2 separate regions of the Homo sapiens genome follow, and region 1 is linked to region 2. A link is an interaction called in ENCODE POLR2A ChIA-PET data of the cell type or tissue named here. Cell type or tissue: PC-3. All regions are shown on one strand.

Region 1 (5,000 bases), 1.3 Mb before region 2:
AGAGGAGTGGTGAGAATGGGCATCCTTGTCTTGTTCCAGTTCTCAGGGGGAATGCTTTCAACTTTTCCCCATTCAGTATTATGTTGGCAGTGGGTTTATTATAGATGGGTTTTATTACTTTAAGGTATGTCCCTTGTATGCCGATTTTGCTGAGAGTTTTAATCATAAAGAGATGCTGGATTTTGTTGAATGCTTTTTCTGCACCTATTGAGATTATCATGTGATTTTTTACATTTTGTTTATGTGTTGTATCACATTTATTGACTTGCATATGTGAAACCATCCCTGCATCCCTGGCATGAAACCCACTTGATCATGGTGGATTATCTTTTTGATATGTTGTTGGATTTGGCTAGCTAGTATTTTGTTAAGGATTTTAGCATCTGTGTTCATGAAGGATATTGGTCTGCAGTTTTCTTTTTTGGTTATGTCCTTTCTGGTTTTGGTATTAGGGTGATTCTGGCTCTATGGAATGAATTAGGGAGGGTTCCTTCTTTCTCTATCTTGTGGAATAGTGTCAAAAGAATTGGTACCAATTCTTCTTTGAACATCTGGTAGAATACTGCTGTGAATCCATCTGGTCCTGGACTTTTTTTTGTCGGTAATTTTTAAATTACCATTTCAATCTTCCTGCTTGTTATTGGTCTGTTCCAGGGTATCTAATTCTGATTTAATCTGATTTAAGCCAGGAGGGTTGTATTTTTTCCAGGAATGTATCTAGCTCTTCTAGGTTTTCTAGTTTATGTGCGTAAGGGTGTTCATAGTAGCCTTGAATGATCTTTTGTATTTCAGTGGTGTTAGTTGTAATATCTCCTGTTTTGTTTCTTAGTGAGGTTATTTGGATTTTTTCTCTTCTTTTCTTGGTTAATCTTACTAATGGTCTATCAATTTTATCTTTTCAAAGAACCAGCTTTTTGTTTCATTTATCTTTTTTTTTGTTTGTTTGTTTGTTTCAATTTCATTTAGTTCTGCTCTGATCTTGGTTATTTCCCTTCTTCTGCTGGGTTTGGGTTTGGTTTGTTCTTGTTTCTCTAGTTTCTTGAGGTGTGACCTTAGATTGTCTGTTTGTGCTCTTTCAGTGTTTTTGTTACAGGCGTTTAGGGCTATGAAGATTCCTCTTAGCACCGCCTTTGTTGTATCCCAGAGGTTTTGATGGGTTGTGTCATTATTGTCGTTCAGTTTGAAGAATTTTTTCATTTCTGTCTTGATTTTGTTTTTGACCCAATGCTCATTCAGGAGCAGGTTATTTAATTTCCCTGTATTTGCATGGTTTTGAAGGTTCCTTTGGAGTTAATTTCCAGTTTTATTCCACTGTGGTCTGAGACAGTGCTGGATATAATTTCAATTTTCTTAAATTTATTGAAGTTCATTTTATGGGCCACCATGTGGTCTATCTTGGTGAAAGTTAGAAAGTTATGCGCTGTTGAATAGAATGTGTATTCTGCTGCTGTTGGATGAAATGTTCTGTATATATCTGTTAAGTCCATTTGTTCCAAAGTATAGTTTAAATCCATTGTTTCTTTGTTGACTTTCTGTCTTGATGACCTGTCTAGTGCTGTCAGTGGAGTATTGAAGTCCCCCACTGTTATTGTGTTGCTGTCTATCTTATTTCTTAGGTCTAGTAGCAATTGCTTTATAAATTTGGGAGCTCCAGTGTTAGGTGCATATATATTTAGGATTGTGATATTTTCCTGCTGGACAAGGCCTTTTACAATTCTATACTGTCTCTGTTTGTCTCTTTTAACCACTGTTGCTTTAAAGTTTGTTTTGTCTGATATAGGAATAGCTACCTCTGCTCACTTTTCATGTCCTTTCACATGAAATGCCTTTTTCTACCTGTTTACTTTAAGTTTATGTGAGTCCTTATGTGCTAGGTGAGTCTCCTGAAGGCAGCAGTTGGTTGGTGAGTTCTTATCCATTCTGCAGTTCTGTATCTTTTAAGTGGAGCATTTAGGCCATTTACATTCAATGTTAGTATTGAAATGTGAGGTACTGTTGCTTTCATCATGCTCTTTGTTGCCTGTGAACTTTTGTTTTTTTGTTGTTTGCTTTTTCACTTGTATTCTTGTTTTATAGGTCTTGTGTGATTTATACTGTAAAGAGGTTGTGTTATGATGTGTTTGCAGGATTTGTTTCAAGATTTAGAGCTTCTTTTAGCAGGTCTTGTAGTGGTAACGTGGTAATGGCGAATTCTCTCAGCATTTGTTTGTCTGAAAACGACTGTATCTTTTCTTCATATATGATGCTTAGTTTTGCTGGATACAAAATTCTTGGCTTACACTTGTTTTGTTTGAGGTGGTTGAAGATAGGGCCCCAATCCCTTCTAGCTTGTAGGGTTTCTGCTGAGAAATCTGTTAATCTAATAGGTTTTCCTTTGTAGGTCACCAGGTGTTTCTGTCTCACAGCTCTTAAGATTCTTTCCTTGGTCTTAACTTTGGATAACCTGATGACAATGTGCCTAGGCAAAGATCTTTATGTGATGAATTTCCCAGGTGTTCTTTGTGCTTCATGTATTTGCATGTCTAGGTCTAGCAAGGCTTGGAAGTTTTCCTCAATTATTCACCCAAATATGTTTTTCAAGTGTTTAGAATTGTCTTCTTCCTCAGGAACATCAAGTATTCTTAGGTTTGGTCTTTTAATCCTAGACTTCTTGGAGGCTTTGTTCATATTTCCTTATTATTTTTTCTTTGTCTTTATTTATTGGGTTAATTCAAAGACCTTGACTTCGAGCTCTGAATTTCTTTCTTCTACTTGTTCAATTCTATTGCTGAGACTTTCCAGAGCATTTAGCATTTCTAAAAGTGTGTCCAAAGTTTCCTGAATTTTTGCTTGTTTTTTTCATTTACTTTTTTTTTTTTTTTTTTTTGAGACAGAGTCTCACTCTGTCTCCCAGGCTGGAGTGCAGTGGCGCGATCTTGGCTCACTGCAAGCTCTGCCTCCCAGGTTCATGCCATTCTCCTGCCTCAGCCTCCCGAGTAGCTGGGACTACAGGTGCCTGCCACCACTCCAGCTAATTTTTTTGTATTTTTAGTAGAGAAGGGGTTTCACTGTGTTAGCCAGGATGGTCTCAATCTCCCGACCTTGTGATCTGCCTGCCTCAGCCTCCCAAAGTGCTGGGATTACAGGCTTCAGCCACCATGCCTGGCCCTGTTTTTTTCTTTAAGCTATCTATTTGCTTGAATATTTCTCCTTTCACTCTTGTAACGTTTTTTTGGATTTCCTTGCATTGGGCTTCATATTTCTCTGGTTCCTCCCTGATTAGCTTAATAACTAACCTCCTGAATTATTTTTCAGGCAAATCAGGGATTTCTTCTTGGTTTGGATTCGTTGCTGGTGAACTAGTGTGATCTTTTGGGGATGTTGATGAGCCTTGGCTTTTCATATTAGCAGGGTTGGTTTTCTGATTCCTTCTCATTTGGGTAGGCTCTGTCAGATGGAAGGTCTAGGGCTGAAGGGTGTTGTTCAGAATTTTGTCCCATGGGGTGTTCCTTTGATGTAATACTCTCCCCCTTTTCCTATGGATGTGGCTCCTGTGAGCCGAACTGCAGTGATTGTTGTCTCTCTTCTGGGTCTAGCCACCCAGCAAGTCTACCTGGCTCTGGGCTGGTACTGGGGGTTGTCTGAACAGAGTCCTGTGATGTGAATGATTTATGGGTCTCTCAGCCATGGATACCAGCACCTGTTCCAGTGGAAGTGGCAGAGGATGCAATGACTCCATGGGATCCTTAACTTTGGTGGTTTAATTCCCTGTTTTGTGCTGTTGGCCTCCTGCCAGGAGGTGGTACTTTCCAGAAAGCATCAGCTGTAATAGTGTGGACAGGCACCAGCAGTGGGCAGGGCCCTAGAATTCCTAAGATTATATGTTCTTTGTCCTCTGATACCAAGGTGGATAGGGAAGGACCATCAGGTGGGGCCAGGGCTAGGCCTGTCTGAGCTCAGACTCTCCTTGGTCAGGTCTTGCTGTGGCTGCTGTGGGGGATGGGGGCGAGATTCCCAGGTCACTGGAGTTGTGTACCTAAGAGGATTATGGCTGTCTCTGCTGAGTCATGCAGGTTGTCAGGGAAGTGGGGGAAAGTTGGCAGTCACAGGCCTCACCCAGCTTCCAGGCAACCTGAAGGGCTGGTCTCACTCCCACCGTGCCCCCTCAACGGCCCCGAGTCTGTTTCCAGGTGGAGGGCGAGTCAGGCTTGAAAACTTGCCCAAGGCTTTCTGCCTCCCAGCTGTTAAAGAAAGGGCTTTAGTTCTTCTCCGCCTGTGGAGTCTGCAAGCCAGATTCACACCCTCCCTGGAGTTCTGGCCAGGAGTCTTCTTGCCCCGTTCAAATTATCCCAAAGTTTAGCTAGAGAATTCCTTCTCCCTGTGGAGTTTTGCCCCCTGCTCCTCTGGCCACCCTCCTGATGGATCCCTGTGGTGCCAGGCGGGAATGGGCTGCTAGGGGAGCCAGTGAGCTCCCAGGGCCTTTCTGCAGCTTCCTCTACCTTTGTATTTTGCTCGGTTTGGCTCTCTAACTTGACGAGGCTCCAGGTAAAGTCGGGAAGTTCTACAAACAGACCTTCAGCTTCTCCAGTATGTGTTCGGGAGATGAGGGTCTCCCTTTCCCACTTCTGCAGTTGGGGCGATCACAGTATTTGGGGTGTCTCCCGGGTCCTCTAGGAGCAATCCACTTCTTTCAGAGGGTCTGTGGGTCCTCTTGGGGTTGCTGGTTAGTTCTTGCAGTCAAGCTGGAGCTAAAATTCACAATGTGAGCCTCTCATGCTGCTCTGTCTGGAGCCACAATCTAGTCCTGCCTCCCGCTCGCCATGATCCTGTCCTCCGTATTTTACTTCTTACACAGATTTTCAAATAACTCCCCTGTTTTAAGTCTGACACTTCATCCCACCTTCAGCTGTATTCAAAGCCTGCAATTTCTCAGCCTTCAGGAAGGCAACTGGCTTCCTTCCTGTTGGGACTTGCCTCTTAAGTTTCACCCTTCTCAGCCTACTATGTCAGTCACTGTTATC
Region 2 (5,000 bases):
GGAGATAACAAAGGGGCTAATCTCTCGCTTTCTGCCTGCCAAATGGATGCAGTTGAATTCATATGCTTTGCCCATGAATATGATGAGACCCCAGTATTGCAATTGAGAGAAAGAATGTGCCTAAACTTGGATAGTAAATGCTGGGGGTAGTGTGCAGAGTTCAGGGAAGAAGACAGGGAAGTTATGACGATGATAGGGAGATTGAAAGGATGCGGCTTACCTCTTGATTGGTTGATGGATTTGAAAAAAAAGTAAGAGTTGACTTTTCTGGTTTATGTAATTAGGTAGATAGTGATACTATTGGTTTAGATCAGAAATGTAAGTAGAGGAATAATTTGAATGTATTGAATTTGAGATGCAATTAGAATATTCATGTGCCAATACACATCTGAAGGTGGGAGAAAACCTGGGCTAAAAATGTGTGTGGCATGAGCATGAGGCAGTAATTGAAAGCAAAGGAGTGTACATGCTAGAGACTGATTTTATTAGACTAGAGTAGAACCTAGGAATCAGAATTTTTAATACTTCCCAAGTGATTCTAATATGCAGTCAGGGTTGAGAATCACTGGTATAGGGAGAGAAGGAACCATTGTTTTTAAAAAATAAGAAACTAGCAAAGGAGACTGAGAACGAATAGTCAGAGAAGATGAGGAATTGGAGAAAATGTTCTCAGGAAAGCTAAAGAAGAGAGTTCAGAGGAAAATGAAGGGATTGAGTAAAGGTCGACAGCGGTAGGTGACCCCAATAGGTGAGTAGGAAAACAAAAATCGTTCACTAAAGGAACTTTGAGGAAGTAGTTGGTTTGCTCAGGCAGTTTCACTAGAGTGATGAGGCCAGAAACTTTACTATTGTGAGTTGAGGCATGAGTGAAAGGAAGAAAGTGAGACAGTGTTTCAAGGTTATGAAGGGAATGTCCCTGTTTCTTACTCTCCCATTTTTTTTAAATGGGAAAGACTAAAAATTATTTAAAGGTGGCAGAAATATCCTGCTGTGTTTTCCTGCCATTTTGGTGGCCTCTACCATTGTTGAACATTTATTGCATGAAGGTCAGACCCTCCTTATATCATAGTTGATTATATACTGTTCTTCAGTGTTTGTTTTTAATTCATTATTTATTTTTTATTTACAGACAGGGTCTCGCTCTGTCCCCCAGGCTGGAGTGCAATGGCACGATTGTAGCTGACTGCAGCCTTAAACTCCTGGGCTCAAGTGATCCTCCTGCCTCAGCCTCCCAAGTAGCTGGGAAGTGATTTTCTTCCTTGTCTTAGCACTCTTATTATAAACTTACCAAGTGCAGGGCCTGTGCCTTAAACTTCTCTTGAAAAATATTCTCCCATACTCCTAGCCAAGATGCAGGTATATTCTGAGAAAGGGAATAAGCCATGTATAAAAAGAGATTTCACCCTACTCAATAAAACTGTGGTTCTTATAGATGAAGTAGTGAGCTTTGCTCATTTTATTTTTCAAATCTAAACTAATACTACTACTTATTTTTAAAAATAAATATGTTTACACTTATTTGTATAAACAGTACAAAAGTATAAAGTAAAAAGTAAAAACCTGCCTCTCTCCCACTTCCAAAAGCAACCACTGTTAGTTTCTTATTATCCTGCAGACCTTCTTTCTAAGAGTATAAGAATATGTATCTTTTTTTTCTTTAGGTAGCGTGCTTGTAGTCATCATTCTGTAAGAGAGTTAGGATGAGACTTCCCATAAGTAACTATCATTCCTTTCCTCTGAAAATCCCAGTAATTTCTTCTCTGGAGAGCAAAGCCCAAGATACACATGGCCATAAATAGGCTGTTCACCTCTCCCTGGGAGCAAGTGGTTGAAGCTCAGACAGTACAAAAATATTATGACTGCCTTGGGGCATAAAGGGAGGAAGCGAGTTGGGAGTTAGGTAAACCTATGCTGGGGGCTGAATGGGCAGGTTGTCTGAGCAACGCTGAGCTCCGCTGCTTTCCCACTGTTCCTGTAAGGCTCCAAATAAAGGTCTTCAGTGTCCTCTCCTCACCACAGGGTGGGGAATTAGGGAGTGTCCTCTGTCTCACCTCCTGCAGTTCCCAGAGCAGTTTGGACTCACATCTGCTGTTACCATTGTGGTCCCCCGTCTCGACACTGTTCACCGTGTTCCTGGGTAGACCAAAGGGAGGGTAGTGGCAGCCAGCAGGATAACTCCTCTTTTCACTTTTTCTGTTATACAGGGTCCTAGCAATGGACTGCAGACTCTAGAATAAACCCTGATTCAGTACCAGTGAATAAATGAAACTGAGCCAGGCACTTCTCTTTAATAGGCTTCAATTTCCTCATCTCTTAAATAAAGTTAGCAACAATGACTAATCTCATAAAAAGAAAAGATAGGTCATCTCTTTTCATGGTTGTCCTATCTGAATGGGGCCAGGTTTCTTAAGAACAGAGCCCATGTCTTATGCAGATCCGCATTTAATACGTGAATGAGAAGTATTGTCATCTCCAGTTTATAGCTAACAAACTAAACTTCTCCTCTCTCGGGCCTTGATATTCAGCCACTATCTGCTTATGCAGTCATCAAACACCTAAAGAAAGAAGTGGACAGAGTATTTTTATGCACCGCCCCCTCCCCGCTTCCTCACCACGGTGTTTTTTAAGTGAAATGGATTGTGTGAGTCAATGGGAAGACTCACTCCATTCTTGTCTTTGGGGTAATTGTGGCAAAAATCAGTTGTGATTTTCTCAACACATGCCCACAGTGGAAGGGGACTTGTCCTCATTGTCAATCATCTCAGGCCATGACTCATGTTTTTCCAGAAACTTCTGTTCAAATGACACACCTCAGAGGCCCCCTCCTGCCACCCTTCATCTCAGCCCCAATTCATCACTGATTGATTATTGATTTACTTGTTAATTTGCTTGTCTAGTACCTCTTTTTATTCCCTTGGCTATAACCACCGTAAGAGTAAAGATCACAGTCACTGCCATATTCCCTGCAACAGGGAGTCACCTGTGCCATAGCTGACAGACAAGTGTATGAATCAAAACAGAGGTTCACATGAAGGGAAGGGGATCCCGAAGCAATGCTTGGGCTTGCCTTAGTCCGAAGCAGATAAGGTGGTTATAACCATGAAGTGTGATTAAGAACGACACCGTGGAGGAATTCCTCTCACCCCCAAGACACTAAAAATTCCTCTCCTCATTGATAACCAAAATGAATGGCAACTTATTTAATAACTGGGCTGAGAATAGCCTTCACTTTGACACTCTCCTCACGTGGGTCTCAAACTTGATCAGCCTTGGGTGTCCTTGTTCCAGCTGTTTCCGTTTGTCCCTTTGTCCCCCTCCTGTTCAGACATTTCTGTCTGAACATAAATGTCTGTTTCTGTTCTGTACTCTCCTTTCCTTTTAAAGTTCCCACTGTCAACTCTATCATCCAGGGCTGTTCCCACCCACAGCTTATAGCCCGCCTGAGAAGTAGGGCACATTCTTGCCAGCTTCCCACTTCACTACAAAACCTCCTCGGTCTAGGTTGTGTGTTGCCACTCCAAAATGAAGAACAACAAAAATAACAAACATGAAGTACATTGCTGAGAAATCTAGAAACCTTGCAAAGACGTTGTTCTGGCCTGTAGCACCTGAGGCTGAGTCCTGGGTGCTCTTGTACTCCTGGGTGGAGAGACCAGCCAAGCCTTCACCTCCCTCCGTCCCTCGGCTCGCCCTAGCCCCCACTCATTGTAAAGGTACAATAGAATTGAACAAAAGATGCTTCATTCATTCTTTCAACAAGTGTTTATCGAGTGCCCACCAGATCCTAGGCACTGTTGCAGGGAATATGGCAGTGATTGTGATCTTTAATCTTATGGTGGTTATAGCCAAGGGAATAGAAAGAGGTACTAGACAAGCAAATTAACAAGTAAACCAATAATCAATCAGTGATGAATAGGGGCTGAGATGAAGGGTGGCAGGAGGGGGCCTCTGAGGTGTGTCATTTGAACTGAAACCTGAAAGATGAGAAGGGGTTTGTCCTGCAGAACTGTGTAGGAGAGCCAGGCGGACAGAATGTCAAGTGCAGGGAAGAGCTGGGGTGTATTTGAGGAGTAGAAAGGAGGCCAATGTGGCAGCAAAGTGTGTAAGGGGACAGTGACACAGATGAAGCTGAAGGGGTGAGCTGGGGCCAGGAACCCCAGGGTCTAGGGGTTTATAGTAACGAGATTGTTTTGATCATAGATGCCAGGGGTTTCATGTGGTGGAGGAACACGATCTGATATAAAGTTTTGAAGAACCACCACAGCGGAGTGTGAAAAATGTAGGTGCTTGGTCACCTTTTCAAAAAGTGTGCACGGATGGGCCAGTTGATATCACCTTGTCTTCAATCGGTGATTTACAGCTAAAGGGAAAGATGATACCCACCTCCTCACCAACAAGACCTCCTGGGGGTATTGGAGGGGATCCAGGCCTGCTCTCCAGCCTGTGTGGGGAGTCCACTCTTTCCAGAGCCAGGACTGCAGGATATAGGGACGCAAGACCTAGGCTCTGGGGTGGAAGAGGGCGCTGGAAGGTACCAAAAGCCAGAGAAGTCAGTGAAGACATATGGACAATCTTTTCATGCCACCTGGACGTGGAGCTTGGATGCTTGGAATTTCCTTTCTTGACAATTCTGAGATGGGCTTTCTAACCTACTTCCTATATCTAGCTTTCTTCTCCTAATAACACTTACAGTTGAAGAGAAATCTCTAGACACAACTTCCTTAAGGTACCCAAGGCTTGGGAAGTTACGTGTGATGGGGACAGAGTAAAATATCCAAAATGTTTCTTACTAGTGTGATGGGGACAGAGTAAAATATCCAAAATGTTTCAGTACTAGAGATCCCAAGAGGAGTGTAACTGAGTGTGACTAACAGGAGTCTGGATGAGACTGGCAGGGTGATTGTCCCGGCCAGCATGCTCTTCCCAGCACCAGGCTCCAGGCAGCACTCGGTGCATCAAGGAGTTCTACCTGCACAATCTGCTCAGAAATACTATTATAC

Evidence for each region. ChIA-PET counts read pairs that join two places held together with the same protein. Peaks named below come from ENCODE experiments on the same cell type or tissue, not always from the same donor. Only the 100,000 strongest peaks of a DNase experiment are listed, where the experiment ranks them.
Region 1: POLR2A ChIA-PET joins it to region 2 with 11 read pairs; 1 of 35 experiments calls an interaction of 5 or more read pairs at or near these places.

Annotation. Positions count from the first base shown.
Region 1 is chr15:50,209,937-50,214,936 of GRCh38, reverse strand. All of the region lies in intron 4 of SLC27A2 (solute carrier family 27 member 2), which reads right to left. Among named protein-coding and RNA genes, the nearest start is that of SLC27A2, 30 kb to the right of the region's middle. RefSeq lists an enhancer at 3,601-4,180. In PC-3, no CTCF peak of the experiment used is centred here; no DNase peak of the experiment used is centred here; H3K27ac peaks cover 1,674 bases.
Region 2 is chr15:48,926,763-48,931,762 of GRCh38, reverse strand. All of the region lies in intron 1 of SHC4 (SHC adaptor protein 4), which reads left to right. Among named protein-coding and RNA genes, the nearest start is that of SHC4, 35 kb to the left of the region's middle. In PC-3, no CTCF peak of the experiment used is centred here; DNase peaks (open chromatin) are centred at 1,952, 2,512 and 2,662; H3K4me3 peaks cover 1,509 bases; H3K27ac peaks cover 4,255 bases.